2 separate regions of the Homo sapiens genome follow, and region 1 is linked to region 2. A link is an interaction called in ENCODE POLR2A ChIA-PET data of the cell type or tissue named here. Cell type or tissue: MCF 10A. All regions are shown on one strand.

Evidence for each region. Peaks named below come from ENCODE experiments on the same cell type or tissue, not always from the same donor. Only the 100,000 strongest peaks of a DNase experiment are listed, where the experiment ranks them.
Region 1: POLR2A ChIA-PET joins it to region 2 with 5 read pairs; 1 of 35 experiments calls an interaction of 5 or more read pairs at or near these places.

The regions. Positions count from the first base shown.
Region 1 is chr5:74,894,932-74,897,431 of GRCh38, reverse strand. LOC105379039 (a long non-coding RNA gene) reads left to right here. Exons shown (of 4, transcript XR_001742748.2): 2 at 1,518-1,611; 3 at 2,214-2,340. Among named protein-coding and RNA genes, the nearest start is that of FAM169A, 30 kb to the right of the region's middle. In MCF 10A, no CTCF peak of the experiment used is centred here; a DNase peak (open chromatin) is centred at 1,331.
Region 2 is chr5:75,621,792-75,624,291 of GRCh38, reverse strand. All of the region lies in intron 3 of ANKDD1B (ankyrin repeat and death domain containing 1B), which reads right to left. Among named protein-coding and RNA genes, the nearest start is that of ANKDD1B, 12 kb to the right of the region's middle. In MCF 10A, no CTCF peak of the experiment used is centred here; a DNase peak (open chromatin) is centred at 1,561.

The sequences.
Region 1 (2,500 bases), 730 kb after region 2:
GCCATAAGACTTCTCAACACAACTGGATAGTGGAAGATAGTGGAGTACTGCCCTTAAAATTACCCAGCCAAACCATGAATCAAGTATGTGGGTGGACCAAACCAAGGAAAAGAATTCACTGGATCCAGAAAAAGGAGCCCCAACAGAAAAGAAACAGTGTGGTAGTACAGAAGATCTCAGGGTGACAGCTTGTGCACTAGGGCTTTGCAGCACCTGGTCCAGGCTGCAGCAGTGGGAAAGGCACTGTGGGAGGGAGGACTCCAAGAAAATATGGAAACGATCAATTACCTAATATGCTTCAGCATGGTGGGGGAAAAAAACCCTCAAAAATTGACAGAGCAGATGGACCACTTCAGGAAACATTAAAGATAGGTACATGGAATACATAATGTCTTAAACTATTAATTCCAGAAAAAATAAAAATTTGTACAAGATAAAATATACAACGAATAGGATCATCACCAAACCATAGTTACATTGACATTACATATTTACATATTACACGGACCACTGATTTATCCAAGATTTTTTTAAACTGTGGGAAAAGAGGAGGAGAAGTAGAGGGTAGTAATATAACAGACAAAGTGATCCATCCACCTAATAGGAAATTAGTAGTTTCAAGTTGATAAGTCAAGAAATAATATAAGTATACTACTTAGAAATATGAAAGTTAATGTCAGGGTTTTTTGGGTTTTTTTTGTTTTTTTTTGTTTTTTTTTTTAAGCTAAGTTAGTTCAAAATAGTTGCCTCCAGGAATAGAGGACAGATATTTCCTTTTCTTTTTTTTCTTTTTTTTTTTTTTTTGAGACAGTCTTCCTCTGTGACCAGGCTGGAGTGCAGTAGCATGATCTTGGCTCACTGTAACCTCCGCCTCCTGGGTTCAAGCCATTCTCCTGGCTCTGACTCCCAAGTAGCTGGGATTACAGGCGCCCACCACCACATCCAGCTATTTTTTGTATTTTTAGTAGACACGGAGTTTCACCATGTTGCCCAGGATGGTCTCGATCTTCAAGGACAGATATCATTAACGCCTCTCAGTACTATTTTGAGCACCTAGTATATGCCATGCATATAACTCCCTCTCCCCAAGACCCCAATCATCAGAACCAGCCCACTCCCAAGGAGACATACGGCGATCCTTTTGATCGCCTCCCCCAGGACCCTGCCCCATCCATTACTGCTTCTCTCAGTTTCATCATCAGTCAATCTCTCCCTCTCTACTGGCTTCTTTCCCTTTGCTTATAACCGTGTCCAAGAACTTCCAGCTTGGCAACAGACTAGCCAAGTTTGGCTTCATTCCCTGGATTCTGATCTCATTTCTTGGCGCAGAGTATTGTTGGAATGCTATCTACTGCTAATGAGCCCTCTTTGGGCACAGCTCCAGGACCTCCCACATATGGGTACTTGTTGGGTACTCTGTATACCACAGCTTAGGGCATATAAAGCCAGGCCTACCTGCAGCAATGGGCATTAGGAGTCAGAAGTACAATAACTGTGGAAATAACTTCAAACAATAGAGAAAGAAGAAGGAAGAGTCAAGCATAACACCAAAGGATAGCAGGGCCATTATTGACATTGGAATCTCAGGAGCAGAGGCATTTGGTGAGGGAGGTAAGTAAGATGATAAATTTGGTTTTAAACAAATTGTATGTGAAGCTTATAGAACTGGTAGTAATCAGGACAAAGTGGGCAAATTAATCACAATCCAGGATCAGTGAAATACAATAGGAAAGGCTTTGGGGTTAATGGATACTAGATTCACAGTCTGGCTCTGCCAGTTACTAACTGAATGACTATTGGCAAGTTACTTAACTTCTCTGTGCCTCAGTTTTCTCATCTGCTTAATGGGGATTGTATACTGAATAGAAAGCAGGCATGATGAATTTGAGATATCACCAGGGAAAAGCCACTTGGATCAGAAAGAACAATCTGACTACAGTGTGAAGAGTAGATTAGAGATATCAAAAGTGCAGTTCAGTATCCTGGTTGCAATAGGGCAGAAGACCAAGGATGACAGGCTCAAGGGGTACTTGAGGGAGGGACAATTAGAGAATAGAGAAAAATGGATGATTTAGGAAATGTATGGGATATAGAGCTAGTAGGATAATGTGATTTATAGGATTGGGGTTTGTGTAACAGAAGTGTATTAATGCTCCACTTTTGTGCTTTTGGATCCCTTTACCAATTTCATGCCATGTTTTCACTTCCAACAGCCAATATCTGCAAGGAGATCCAGAAATGCCTAGGGTTTACATCTCCCTGGCAAGGGCCCTACAAATGACTCCTGGTACAGAAGTTTAAAGTCTCCAGCTTCCTTGCCCCAGTCCAGACCGCTCTGAGGTATGACTGTCTCCAGAATTGCTCTGTGGGATTGAGCCTACCTTATCCTCTATGGGATTTTGTTTGCTCTTGAACACTTGCTTGGCTTCCTTCCTTCCCTGTCTCTCTTCCCTGATTCCTTATTGTTTTTTCCTCAAAACACTTCCGAATAAATTGCTCT
Region 2 (2,500 bases):
TAATCTCAAATTCTGGTCACTTTCTATCACTTTCAAGTACGGGGATCTTGGTGAACTTAGTTCTAACTCTCAGCTTCAGCTTCCTTATCTGCAAACTCAAGTGTCTGTTTTTCTGTTTCCTTTAGCTCCATGAAAAAGTAATCCATTTCCTCAGTACAAGTGCCTACCCAAAGGAAGCTCTCACACTACATTTTATTTGCCTTTTCTAATCAGTTGTGTTTGTGATCTGGAAACTGTTTGTTAGATGTACACAGTATGAGTAAATGACTAAGGAATGAGGGCCTGCAGTACACTTCTATTTGTAAAGTACATAAGCCTTTTGGCATTTATTTTGGCTGCCCCCAAGTTGCATTAATGTATTCTCTTATTCTCAGTAGAATTCATGTTGGGAGAGTAAAACAGCAAGTCCCAAATTATTGAGGCATAACTCTAAACTGGTGATTCTCAACTGGGGGTGATTTTGCCCCCAGGAAACATTTGGAAAAATGTATGGAGATATTTTTTACTGTCATGCCGTGGGTGGGGGGAGGTTAATATTGGCACCTAGTGGATAGAGGCCAGGGACACTGCTAAACATCCTACAATACACAGGGCAGCCCCAACGACAAAGAATTATCAGGCCCAAAATGTCAATAGCACCACTGTTGAGAAACCCCACTCTTAATGTGCATATCCTATCAAATTTATATTTCAGCTATCACTCTAGACGGTGAGTTAGTCCATTTGTAGGTTTACAATTCCAGCATGAAGAAGACTCTTCATTTCTGGACTCTTTGTTCCAAAGAGAAATGATGAACAATGACTGACTACTTGAGGTTCTTCAAAACATGTTCCCTAAACACAATTCCACCTCTTAATTTGGAGTTCCCTACAAGTCAGCGCTCTATATTTAGTAATACTAAATCTGCTTTCAAATAGAGACCAGAAGGCCAGGCACGGTGGCTCCTGCCTGTAATCCCAGCACTTTGGGAGGCCAAGGTGGGCGGATCACCTGTGGTCAGGAGTTCGAGACCAACCTGACCAACATGGAGAAACCCTATCTCTACTAAAAATACAAAATTAGCCAGGCATGGTGGCGCATGCCTGTAATCCCAGCTACTTGGAAGGATCGCTTGAACCTGGGAAGAGGAGGTTGCGGCAAGCCAAGATTGCGCCGTTGTACTCTAGCCTGAGCAACAAGAGTGAAACTCCACCTCAAAAAGAAAAAAAAACCACCAGAAATATTTGAGACAGGTGACAAATCACTCTTTGATAGGAGATCTATTTTTCCCTAAAAGGTAATTCCTAATTTCAAAGCAGCCTACATTTTAAAATTCGAAGCTCCGATCATAAAATCTAAAAGCTGGGAATTCAAGCTGCAATCAACTTGAGTCTCTAAAACCACAAACTCAGAGTGGAGCCATTGTTCCTCAGAGGCAATGAATCACCGCTCACAGGTGTAAACTCCCCGAGAAGAACCTCCATAAAAGAAATTCTTCTGATATAAAACTGGCATGCCTGAGACTACTTAAGACCATGTGTCACAAATTACACTCACAGTTGGCTCACGAAGCTCTGTAAAGTGTACATTGCTCAATAGTCACTGATAACCTGTCCTCATTGCCAGTCTCGTCATAGGTGAGGCCAATAATTTCCTCTGGGGAACACTTCCATGTTAGGAGCTTCCCAGAGGTAAGAAGCTTTGTCAGCAGATGTTTTTATCCTCTGAGCACCACTTGCACCCACCTGGGATTCTTTACACCTGTCTGGAGTAAGAGCCTCCATTTATCCAGTCTGCCTCTTCCCAGGACTCGGGGTTGCTGCTCACTTTGGTCCCTAGCATGCAGTGCCTTGAATGGTACTCAGCTGGTACAGTCTCTGTCCTTGCTCCCCAGATAGACTGTAGGCCCTGCAAAGCCATGACTCTATTTCATACCAGTGCTTCCCAAAAACAATCACCTAGGAATTTTTTAAAAATGCAGATTCTGATTAAGGCCTGGGGTGGGGCCTGAGATCCTGCATTTCTAACAAGCTTGCAGGTGATGTGCATGCTTCAAGTCCTGGGACTACACTTTAAATAGCAATGACTTCTGTCTAATTGAATCCTCAGTAGTTGACACTGAGACATATGCACAACAGCCACTGAATAAATATTGATGGTGAAGGGGATCAACTGTTGGCTCTTTGCAAATGGTGTTAGAACTTAGAAGAAGTCAAACTCAAGGCTCACCATTCAGATAAAGAAGCTGCCAGATTGGGTCAAACATGACCTTGGTTGAATTATGAAAAACATTTTACTAGTTACAGAGTAATGCCACTGTAGATGATTTAATTAGTTATAAATATATTTAACTTAGTGAAACCTTCAAAGCAGGAAAAAGAGACACACCAGGAATTACTATATTTCCCACCTGACATTATTTCAATCTTCAGGCAAAGTTAAGAGAAATAGTCATGCTTCAGAGACAAGGTAATACAAATAGATGTTTAGAAAAACCTCAAGGAGAACAAGTTGGTGAAA